Regions from separate parts of the Homo sapiens genome. Here region 2 is linked to region 1. Evidence: chromatin contacts called from ENCODE Hi-C or POLR2A ChIA-PET data. All regions are on one chromosome and are shown on one strand. The core of a region is the stretch at or near the end of the contact, and the rest is flanking DNA. Distances in the headings are between cores, read along the strand shown.

Evidence for each region. A loop is a pair of places that touch in the nucleus more often than their neighbours do. ChIA-PET counts read pairs that join two places held with the same protein, here RNA polymerase II (POLR2A). Pooled maps may share reads with other maps.
Region 2: a loop to region 1 is called in a map of ascending aorta, with 8 times the contacts of the local background. The contact joins the promoter of FGD1 here to the promoter of TSR2 in region 1. A Hi-C loop is called at or near these places in 6 of 168 maps with a recorded cell type or tissue (HepG2, ascending aorta, endothelial cell of umbilical vein and 2 more) and 16 of 50 pooled maps. POLR2A ChIA-PET finds 5 or more read pairs at or near these places in 8 of 52 experiments (BJ, GM10248, HEK293 and 5 more).

Annotation. Positions count from the first base shown.
Region 1 is chrX:54,435,798-54,441,714 of GRCh38, reverse strand. It overlaps TSR2 (TSR2 ribosome maturation factor), which reads right to left and starts at 1,311. Exons shown (of 5, transcript NM_058163.3): 1 at 1,213-1,311; 2 at 935-1,025. The coding sequence starts at 1,293. RefSeq lists an enhancer at 1,544-1,593.
Region 2 is chrX:54,492,068-54,498,129 of GRCh38, reverse strand. FGD1 (FYVE, RhoGEF and PH domain containing 1) reads left to right here and starts at 1,896. Exons shown (of 18, transcript NM_004463.3): 1 at 1,896-3,004. The coding sequence starts at 2,698. RefSeq lists a silencer at 1,784-1,833.

The sequences.
Region 1 (5,917 bases), core at 62-2,561:
ATACTGAGCTCCCTGCTACTTTCCAAATATAACACATTATACCCTCATGCCACAGAACTTGAGTGTTGCTCTCTCTGCTTCCCCCACCTAGTTAACTCCTTCTCACTAAGACCCAGCCCAATTCACCACCTCCACTAAGAAGCTGTCTCCCCATCCTGTTACCCCATGCACCCTGAGCTCCTCTTTATCAGAAAATCTATCAATGTTGTAACTATTTACGTGTGTGGATCCTCAATGGATAGTATACTTTCTTGAGAGAGATGACTCTGCCTAATGTCATCTCCAAAGCTAGAAATTGAATGAAGATTTTTTTAAAAACCATACTATGCAACAGGCCCTCTACTGGGCCTCTTGTTCTTGTATATCCCTCAAGACGAGCCTACAGTGTAGATCTTTGCTGTCCAAACAGCCACAGGTGGTTACTGAGCACTTGAAATATGGCTAGGCCAAATCGAAATGTGCTAAAACTGTAAAATACCAGATTTTGAAAACTTAATACTAAAAAATGTAAAATATCTCAATGTTTTATACTGACTACATGTTGAAATATTTCATACACACCGAGTTTACTAACATTGATTTCATCTGCTTTTTGCTTTATTAAAGTGGCTACTAAAAAATTTTAAATTATATGTGACTAGCATAATATTTCTACTGTACAGCGCTCTGGTGGATACTTTTATACGCATTTTAGAAACTAGGAAACTGAGTCTCAGGGAGGTAAACTGCCTTGTCCAGAGTAATCCCACGAGTCAGTGGTACAGCCCGTAAAGCACTGGAATCCAGGATTCTGATTCTAAAAGCTGAATTCATTCCACCTCACCTTTAGGTACCAATCCACAACTGCTCGAGAGGAAATGCAGGCTCTGCGGGATGGGGCTCCTCCTCTCCACACCCCCACACAGGCGGGTCGCGGCGCCTCACATTCACTCACCATTGCGCATGAAGTAATCCTCCACTGCACCCCCCAGCCACTTGGCCTTCTCCTGGCTGTGCACACCCCCGAAGCCATTCTCCACAGCGATCTGTAAACACAGGTCCAAGCCCACCAAGTCAGCTTGGGAGCAGACCTGGAGTAGCCTGGAGGCCGCTTACGCCGCCCAGCCAACTCCTCTTATGCCGCCTAGCCAAGCCTCAGGCACCTAGCCCAACCAACTCCTGTTCTGCCCCGGGCCCTAACCTTGACCTTGCCCTGGCCCTGGCCCCACTGACCTGCAAGGCCGGCCAGGCCTCCAGGGCCGCGCAGACCCCAGCCCGGAAAAGAGCTCGCGCATCTTCTGCAGCGCCCGCCATTATCCGGCCCCAGTCCACGTGACGTCCCGGCGGCCCAATCCCTCTGTAGCTCGGCCCAGGCAGAACGAGACGCAAGCCGAGCCTGAGAACACAGGATTCTCTTTTCCGCAGACCTGGCAGCAAGACTAGAGCAAAAGAAAAATCTGTCAGAGCGATCGATGACACCACCAGAGTTACTCACTTAAATCAAAGGACACCAGACCTGAAGGACGTGTGGGGCCATGGTTTCCGGATCCGTGGGTACTGCGGAGGAAATATGTGGGGAACTTATTACAGATACAGATTCCAGGCCCTGGGGCAGAGGACTCAGTGAGTATAGCCTTAAAAATCTGCATTTAAAAAAAGCATCCTAACATCTGTATAGAATACTGCAACCAACAACAGTAAAATACAATCAGCTCTCCCTATGGGGGGCAGTCCACGTCCGTGAATTCAACTAACCTCAGATGGAAAATATTCAGGAAAAAATTGCATCTGCATTGAACATGTGTATACTTTTTTTCTTGACATTATTCTCCTAAACAGTACAGTATAACAGCTATATACATAGCATTTACACTTTATTAGGCATTATAAGTAACCTGGAAATTATTTATTTATCTATTTTTTTGAGACCGAGTGTCACTCTGTGGCCCAGGCTGGAGTGCAGTGGCGCCATCTCGGCTGACTGCAACCTCCGTCTCCTGGTTTCAAGCAATTCTCGTGCCTCAGCCTCCCGAGTACCTGAGATTACAGGTGCCCACCACCACTCCCAGCTAATTTTTGTGTTTTTAGTAGAGACAGGGTTTCGCCATGTTGCCCAGGCTGGTCTCGAACTCCTGGGTTTAATCCACTTGCCTCAGCCTCCCAAATTGCTGGGATTATAGGCGTGAGTCACATCTGGAAATGATTTAAAGTATACAGTAGAATATTCATAGGTTATACGCAAATACTATGCCATTTTATATCAGGGACTTGAGCATCTATGAATTTTGGTATCCTCCGGAGGTCGTGGAACCAGTCTCCCACGGATACCCAGGGATAACTGTACATGTTTTTCTGAAGTACACAAGAACATTCTCCAGAACAGATCATACACTAGGCCATACAGTAGGCCTCCATAGATTTAACAGGATTGAACATACAAAGTATGTTGTCTGACCACAATGGAAAGAAGTTAAAAATCAGTAAAAAGAAACTTACAAAATTCACAAATATATGGAAATTAACACACTCCTAAGCAATAAATGGGTCAAAGAAAAAAATCACAAAGCAAATTAGAAAACACTTTTAAATGAATGAAAACAAAAACATAAAAAAATGCATGAGATGCAGCTAAAGCAAAACTTAGAGGGAAATCTTTAGCTGTAAACATGCATATCTAAAAAGAAGAGCCGGACATGGTGGCTCATGCCTGTAATCATAGCACTTTGGGAGGTTGATGCGGGAGGATGGCTTGAGCTCAGGAGTTCAAGACCAGCCTGGGCAACATAGTGAGACCCCATCTCTAAAAACAATTTTAAAAATTAGGCCAGGTGTGGTGGCTCACGCTTGTAATCACAGCACTTTGGGAGGCCAAGGCAGGCAGATCACTTGAGGTCAGGAGTTCGAGACCAGCCTGGCCAAGATGGTGAAACCCCGTCTCTACTAAAAATACAAAAATTAGCCAGGTCTGGTGGCAAGCACCTGTAATCCCAGCTACTTGGGAGGCTGAGGCAGGAGAATGGCTTGAACCCGGGAGGCGGAGGTTACAGTGAGCCGAGATGGTGCCATTGCACTCCAGCCTGGGAAACAGAGTGAGACTCTGTCTCAAACTAAATAAATAAATAAATTTGAAAACTAGGCCAGGCATGGTGGCTCACACCTATAATTCCCGCACTTTGGGTGGGCAGATCACCTGAGGTCAGGAGTTTGAGACCAGCATGGTCAATATGAACAAACCCTGTCTCTACTAAAAATGCAAAAGTTAGCCAGGCATGGTGACACACACCTGTAATCCCAGCTACTTGGGAGGCTGAAGCACGAGAATCGCTTGAACCCGGTAGGCAGAGGTTGCAGTGAGCTGAGATCACTCCACTGCACTCCAGCCTGGGCGACACAGTGAGACTCTGTCTCAAACAAACAAACGAACAAACAAAATTAGATGGGCATAGTGGCATATGCGTGTAGTACCAGCCACTCAGGAGGCTGAGGTGGGAGGATTGCTTGAGCCTGGGAGCTCAAGGCTGCAGTGAGCCGTGATTGTGCCACTGCACTCCAGCATGGGGGACAGAGCAAGACCCTGTCTCAAAAAAATAAAAAATGAAAGAATGATATCAAATTAATAACCTACACTTCCACTTCACAAAACCAGAAAAAGAAGAGCAAAGTAATCCCAAGGCAAGCATAAGAAAGGAAATAATAAATAATAGAACAGAAATAAATGAAATAGAGAATTGAAAAACAATAGAGAAAAGAAAAAACAGTGAAGCCAAAAGTCAGTTGTTGTTTTTTGTTTGTTTGTTTGTTTGTTTTGAGATGGAGTCTGGTGCTGTCACCCAGGCTGAAGTGCAGTGGTGCAATCTCAGCTCACTACAACCTCTGCCTCCCAGGTTCAAAGGAGTCTCCTGCCTCAGCCTCCAGAGTAGCTGGGATTACAGGCATATGCCACCATGCCCCGTTAATTTTTGTATTTTTAGTAGAGACAGGGTTTCACCATGTTGGCCAGGCTGGTCTTGAACTCCTGACCTCAAGTGAGCTGCCCACCTCAGCCTTCCCAAGTGTTTGGATTACAGGCGTGAGCCACCGGACCTGGGCGGTTATTTTTTTTTCAGAGATGAAGTCTTTTTTTGTTGCCCAGGCTGGAATGCAGTGGCACAAACATTGCTCACTGCAGCCTCAAACTCCTGGGCTCAAAGGATCCTCCTGCCTCTGCCTCCTGATTAGCTGGGACTACAGGAATAGGCCACCATGCCTGGCTAGTGTGTGTGTGTGTGTGTGTGTGTGGTTGTGTGTGTGTGTGTGTGTGTGTGTGTGTGTGTGTGTGTGTGTGTTGGGAGGGGGTGTCTCACTTTGTTGCCCAGGCTGGTCTTGAACTCCTGGTTTCAAGCGATCCACCTGCCTCGCCTCTCAAAATGCTGGGATTACAGGTGTGAGCAAATGCAACTGGCCAAGTCAGTTATTTGAAAAGATCAACAAAATTTACAAACCCTTAGCTAGACTGAGGAAGAAATAAAAGAAAGAAGACTCAAATTACTGAAATCAGGAACGAAAGAGGACGTATAATTACCGACCAGTCAAAAAAGACCACATATTGTATGATACCATTTATATGAAATATACAGAATAGGTAAATCTATAGAGACAGAAAATACATGAATGGTTGCCCAGGGCTTGGATGGGGAAAGAATAGAGTGTGACTTCTAAATGGCTTCAGGGCTACTTTTGGGGGTGTCGAAAATGTTCTAAAAATTAGACGAGGTAATGGTTGCTGTTATGAGCTAAATTGTATCCACCACCCCCCAAATTCATATGTAGAAACCCTAACCCCCAGTACCTCAGAATGTGACTGTATTGGGAGATAGAGCCTTTAAAAAGGTAATTAAGATAAAATGAGGTTGCATGGGTGGGCCCTAATCCGTTATGACTGATGTCCTTATAAAGAAGGGGAGATTAGAACTCGGTGCAATGGCTCAGATCACTTGAGGCCAGGAGTTCGAGACCATCCTGGGCAACAAAGCAAGACCCCCCATCTCTACAAAAAAATTTTTTTTTTAATTAGCTGAGTGTGATGGCTGTAGTCCCAGCTACTCAGGAGACTGAGGAGGGAGGATCACTTGAGTCCAGGAGGTTGAGGCTGCCGTGAGCCATGATTGTACCACTGCACTCCAGCATGAGTGACAGAACAAGCCCTGTCTCAAAAACAAAAAACAACAAAATATAATAATAAGAGGAGATGAGGACACAGGCAAAGAGGGACACCAGAGAGGTGTACACACAGGGACAACTATGTGAACACACAGTGAGAAAGCTAAGGAGAAAGCCAAGGAGCAAATCAGAAGAAACTATACTAAAAGCCATTGAATTGTACACTTTACTTATTTGTTGATTTATTGATGAAAGTATTTCCTTAAAATTAGAAATCTAATTTACAAATTACAAATTTTTAAAAACTGACAAATGTCACAAACATCTTCTAACCCAGAAAAATAAAATATTACTTTGTTGTTTTGTTTTTGTTTTGTAGATGCAAGGTTTCACCATGTTGGCCAGGCTGGTCTCAAACTCCTGACCTCAGGTGAGCCGCCTGCCTCAGCATCCCAAAGTGCTGGGATTACAGGCATGAGCCACCACGCCCTGCCAAAATAAAATATTCTTATTAATTACATGACTCACCTCTCTACTAATTTTTCTACATTTTTTGATATCAAAGAGTTTATAGAACTCTTCATATGACAAGTATTTTATATTTTCTAGAGAGAACACAAAGAATTCAATTGATTTCAATTCAGTTGAGTAAAATTTTTTATTATTAGTATTTTAGAAAAGTTTCAATTTCACAACTCATTATTAGTAATGTACATTTTAAGATTTTTGTCAAACTTGGGAAAATTTCTAGTTTCTTTTACATGTGAGCTGTAAGATTTCAGGTTATTTTAACTTCTCT
Region 2 (6,062 bases), core at 647-3,146, 56 kb before region 1:
TTGAATGCATGGGTCAGGAGAAATATCTGGTTTTGAGGTATCAATTTGGGAGTCATCAGCAAAGATATGATCATTGAAGCCAGGGGAGCAAATGAGATAAAGAAAAGAGCGGCCTGTAATCCGAGGCTTCTCTTTCCTCAAGTGGATCACTTGAGGTCAGTAGTTGGAGACCTGCCTGGCCAATATGGCAAAACCCCGTCTCTACTAAAAATACAAAAATTATTCGGGCTTGGTGGTGCATGCCTGTAATGCCAGCTACTTGGGAGGCTGAGGCAGAAGAATAGCTTGAACCCGGTAGGCGGAAGTTGCAGTGAGCCTAGATCGCGCCACTGCACTCCAGCCTAGGCGACAGAGCAAGACTCTGTCTCAGAAAGAAAGAAAGAAAAAAAAATCACATGTAGAGAGAGGACAAGAGCGCTCAGGCCAAAGCCCTGAAGAGCACCAGCATAAAGCGTTGGACAAAGAGGAGCCTGGAAAGTAAAAAAAGAATTACTAAGGAAGTAGAAGAAAAACAAGGAAAGTGCAGTGTCATGGAAGTGGTTTAAGGAGGAGGGAGTGGTCAACAGTGCCAAATGCTATCAAGAAACCAAGTAGGATAACCTCTGAAAAGATTCTATGGGGGCTGGGCGCGGTGGCTGACGCCTGTAATCCCAGCACTTTGGGAGACAGAGGCCGGCGAATTACAAGGTTAGAAGTTCGAGACAAGCCTGGCCAGTATGGTGAAACCCCGTCTCTACTAAAAATACAAAAAAATAGCTGGGCGTAGCTACTCGGGAGGCTGAGGCAGAAGAATCGCTTGAACCCAGGAGGCGGAGATTGTAGTGAGCCGAGATCGTGCCGCTGCATTCCAGCCTGGGCGACAGAGTGAGACTCTTGTCTCAAAAAAAAAAAAAAAGAAAAGATTCTATGGGATTTAGTGAGATGTTTCATGGCAGACCCTGATGAGAGAGAGCAGTTTCAAGCAAGTAGTGGAGGCAGATTGGAGTGGGTTGAAAGATAAGTGGGAGGTGGGAAAATGAAGACAGTTGGGTGTAGGCAACTCTTTTGAGAAGTTTGTAGAAGAGAAGAGAAGGAGGTGGTTGGAGAGGCAGAATTCTTGGTAATTGTTTATTTGTTTTTAGATGGAAGAGGTCTATGTTTAGATGCTGTTGGGAAGGAGCAAGGACAAATTCCTAGGCTTCGTAGCAAAAAGTCAAGAGCTTCCTCTACGGTGGCTCTGTTTACTCTCTGCAGCAGGTCAGGTTATTTGCTGAGGGTTACAGGGCAGATGGAGCACTTGGGGTTTGAGGGGAAAGGAGAAGGTTTGAAATGGTCACTGTGGAGAACAGAGGGAGAGCTGACTAGTAGGGTTGTGGGTCAAAACTGAGGGCCTGGTAGAAGCTGGGAACCATGGGTTTATAGTGGCACAAATCTGTGAAGTTGAATAGTTTTCCCCAGCAATGTTTAGCTGCCTGGGCGCAGGCATGGAAAAGGCGGACAGTTGGACCGATTCAAGACTGGGATGTTGCCAGGCGGATGCGACAAATCAGGGAACTGAGGGTATTTAAGAAAGTGACTAAGTAAGGGACCAAGATATCTGGTCTGAGCAAAGTGAAGGAGAATCAGAGACAGGTCCTCTATGAGCCAAGCCCTAGGAACACTCAGGAACATGAAGAAAGGGTTTTGGAAAAGAGAGTGAACGGCAAGCAGAGGGGGGAAGACCTGAGATGGGATGGAAGGGCAGATATGGGGGGAGGGGGTTGAGCCCGGAGACTTGCCTGTGGGGAAAGCAGGCTGAGGGGGAATTTTTTAAGGGGCAGGAGGGCCTTGAGAGCGGTAGCAGCGAGAAGTGAGGCGGCCCCGAGCGAGGGGGCGTGGTCAGGCGCAAATCCCGGGCGAGGGGGCGGGGCCCCGGTAACTGGGTCCCAGTGCCGCTGTGGCTGCGGCTGCCTCTGCGAGGCTCCCGCCTCCCCACCCCCCTTCCCAGGGCTCCTTCCCGCCCGCCGCCGCCGAGACCCAGGCTGAAGCTGGGGAGGACGGTGGAGCCCGGCCCAGGCCGTTCTCCTGCCCCCGCGGCTGGAGCATCGTCTGGGACTACTGGCTGAAGGCGAGCCCCGCAGCCCAAGCGCAGCGCACACGCGCGCCCCCGGCCACCGCCGTTCTCTCTTCCCTCCCCTCCTCTCCCCTCCCCTCTCCTCCGCCCCCGGCCTCGGCTGCGGCGGGAGGAAGAACGCTTCCCAACCAGCCAGGAGAGCCCAGATCTATTCCCATTCGGGGAGAAAGAAGAGACCCCGCACTTGGATCCGACCGACTTCTCGCCCCGGGGCCACGGAAGTGGCTCGCCGTCCACCGGAGAGTCCCCGCCGAGCGTAGCCCTCCAACCCTCGCCCAACCGCAGCCGCATAGACAGCGCTCCCCAGCGGGCCCCCGGCCCCGCCGAGCCCACTCCCCGCGCGGGGCCGGGGCCGGGGCCGGCGATGCCTGGCACGGCAGCGGCGGTGGCCGCGGCTGCTGCTGCTGCTACTGCCACCGCTGCCACGGCTGCTGGCCCGGGCCCGGGCTGGGGGCTTGAGTCTCTGCAGTGGGGCTGAGCCCGCAGTCCCGCCCCCCGATCCTGAGGCCGCTGCTCCGCCGGGCGCCGGGCCTCCTCCGCCCGCGCCTCCGCCCCAGGAGCTGGAGCCAAGCGGGGAGCTCGGGCCCCGCGCCCAGGCCCGGACCATGCATGGCCACCGAGCCCCGGGGGGCGCCGGGCCTTCGGAGCCCGAACACCCGGCCACGAACCCGCCGGGCGCCGCTCCGCCGGCCTGTGCCGACTCGGACCCTGGAGCCTCGGAACCCGGACTGCTGGCGCGCAGGGGCTCAGGTTCGGCTCTTGGCGGCCCACTGGATCCCCAGTTTGTCGGACCCTCGGACACCAGCCTGGGCGCTGCTCCAGGCCACCGGGTCTTGCCCTGCGGTCCCAGTCCACAGCACCACCGGGCCCTGCGCTTCTCTTACCACCTGGAGGGCTCGCAGCCTCGGCCTGGTGAGTGAGCGACTGAGAGAGCATGGGAGCCCGGGCCACGGGCCTGGTACTGGGAGCGGGTTCTTGTTCTCGAGCCCTCTAAGCCCCACCTCGGAACAGGCTCGCTTACCTCGGCCCTTTGGGTTCCCTCAAACCCCTCCTCCTCCCCACGTCCCTTGGCCTTATGTCCAGTCCTTTCAACCTCTGTCCCCATCTCCTCTCTCTGTCCCTTGTGCCCCTCAACCTCTCCAACCCCCTTCTCCTCTGTCTGCTGAGGCTAATGGGAGAGGGAGCACTCGCGAGAAAAAGAGGGAGGATTGCAAGGCAGCAATCCTTGGATATTTGGTTGGGGAAACCAGGGTTTCGTTTGGAGAACAGAAGAAAAAAAGGAGCCTTACATTTGCCAAGCGCCTACATTGTACCAGGCACTGGACTGGGTGCTTTACATGGATTTTCATTTCAGCTTCAGGAACCCTCATGAAGTAGATACCATTAGTCCCATTTTGTAGGGAAGGAAACTGAAGCTCAGAGAAGTTAAGCAACTTGCCCAAGGTCACACAGCTAGTATGGAGCCACGATTCAAACCAGATCTGTTTGTGTCCAAAGTCTGTGGTCTTTCTGCTTCCCCAAACTGAGGCTGGAGACCATGAAAGTAATGCCAAGCCTTCTGCTTATGTGATTTTCTCCTGTACTATTCAGCAGCCCTGGAGTATGAGCGGAAAAAAAAAAAAAAAAAAAAAAAAAGAAAGACGGTGGATTGATCCAAGGTTGAGATTTTGCCAGGTGTGTGTGGCGGGAGAACAAGGGAAGGAAGGAGTAGAAGGTGCTGAGAGAGAAAGGTGGAAGAGGTGGGCCTTGGGAGTCAGGCTAGAGGAGAAGGCTGGAGGGGCTGATAGGTAGGGAGACAGCAGAAAAGCCAACAGAGGCAGAAGCCAGTTGTAGCAGGAGCTGGAGAGCTGCAGGTCCACGAGGTTGGTTGTGATGTGAAATCAGGATGGTTTCTTGGATTTGAAAAGGTGGAGCAGCTTTAAGTCAGGCTGAGGCCACAGACCACTGCCTTTGTGCTACACAGACCTGAGTGTCTGAGGAGCACAGCAGGACCTTCCCCATCTGGGGACATTCTCATACGGGCCTGAGCCCAGGAGCCACAGAAGAAGAGCAGCGCACATCTGCCCTGCCTTCCACTGGGACTGAAGGAGTTGTTAAGCCCTTGGGGGCTCCCGGGTTCACACCTCAGGCTCCACAGATCTCTGGGACCGTGGCCTTGCACCAGGTAGCAGTAGTGAAGTATAAAGCATGGGTAGGATGTGCCTTTTGGTGCCTTCATGACCTTGGGCTAGTCATGGAACCTCTGGGAGATTTCAGGGGGCTCCCTCAGTGTGGGCTGAAGATAACCAGCTGGCAACAGGCCCTTAACACCTTGGCCTGCATGTTACTTCTGCTGGCTTTCCAAACTCCCCTTGACACTGTGTAAAGCCAGTGCCTTTTTGCAGCTGCCAAAACAGGCCACAAGCACTCCCACCCCAGGACTTTTGCATTGGCTTTTCCTTCTGGCTGGAAGCTCTTCCCCTAGCCCTCCACCTGGCTTGCTCCTCGTCTTGCATGTCTCAGGTCAAATGTCACCTCTTCCAAGAGACTGTCCCTAACCACTTTAGGTAGGGCCACTTGTGAGTCTCCATCAGAGACTGTGAGTGTGCTTCCATCTTTGCACTTAGTACAATCTGAAATTATCTTATTGTATGTGTCTACTCGTTTATTGCCTATCTTCCTCTACTAGAATGTGAGCTCCATGGGGGCAAGGCGATTATATCTCTTTTGCTCACTGTTGTATCCCCAGCAACTAGCGCAGTGCCTAACACGCAGTAGGTGTTCAAGAAATCCTCATTAAATAAATGCCTAAACAGATACTAAAGAAGCACATAGTAGGCCCTCAGTAACTATTGCCTAAAAGAAGGACACCAAATTCCTGCCCTCTGGATACTCTTGATCTGAAAGTCAGTAGCTGGGCAATGTCTAGACCCCCAGTCTCTGGCCTCTGTAATCAATACAAGGTGATGATTCTGAGTATGCCTTCCCAATCCACCAATTCATTCAAATTACAAATCATAATACCCTTCCTAAACCACTCTCCTCCTCCCCAAAAAGGCAACACAGAGTTCCCAGGATCCTTTTCCCCAACGAAGTCCTTGCCTCTGTAATTGCATAGTGGGTGTCTTTTTTTTTTTTTTTTTTGATTCAAGATGGGGATTAGGAATAAGACAAGTGTCAGGGAAGGACCTGGCCTCCTATTCTAACTAATTCACTTTGTGACCCTGGGTGAGTGACTTTTCTTCTCTGAACCTCAGTTTCTTCATCTAGAGAATGCAATGAGGAGTCTATGAATTAATGGTTGTAAAGCCTGCAGCATGGTATAAATCCTCAGCAACCAGGAGTTTAAAAAAATAAAATTAAGTTAAAAAATAAGAGAAAAACCTTCTGAAGAAGAGGCGGAGGAATTACTCAGGCCCTGACTAGGCGGGCGCCGGGCCATGTGATTCACTGCAGCATGGGTTGTGAGAGGCCACCTCCCCCACTGCCCAGCCGGCCCAGGGGTAGGCACAAGTGACTTGGCTTCTCTCTCCATGGGACTCGCCTATAATTGGCCCTAAGAGGGCAGGGTTAGTGGTTGTAGGGTGTGTGTGTAAGAGAGAGACAGAGAGGGTTTCCTGAGCTTCAATTAAAGGGCTGAAACATGCTGGTCCACATGTTAAGATTTCTGTGTGCCTGCTGACTTCCTCCCTAACACTGCTGAGACCTTTATTGAATCACCATCTTTAGGGCTCAGTGGCTCATCCTGGGGGTGGGGGGAGGCTTTTAAAAATAATAATTGTATCTTAGCCATGTGAACAGCCTTGAATTGCTTCAAAGTGCTTTCTCTTTTAGTGATCCTGTCTGCTTCCTGGTGGGGAAAGGTACAGTTGTTATTATGCCCATTTTCCAGGTTGATTAAACCGAAGTCCTTGTTGGATCACTGGGAAAACCCAGTGAAATGCCAGAGAGGGGTTTGAGAGAGTCAGAAAGCGGTTTGCTTGCAGGGGTT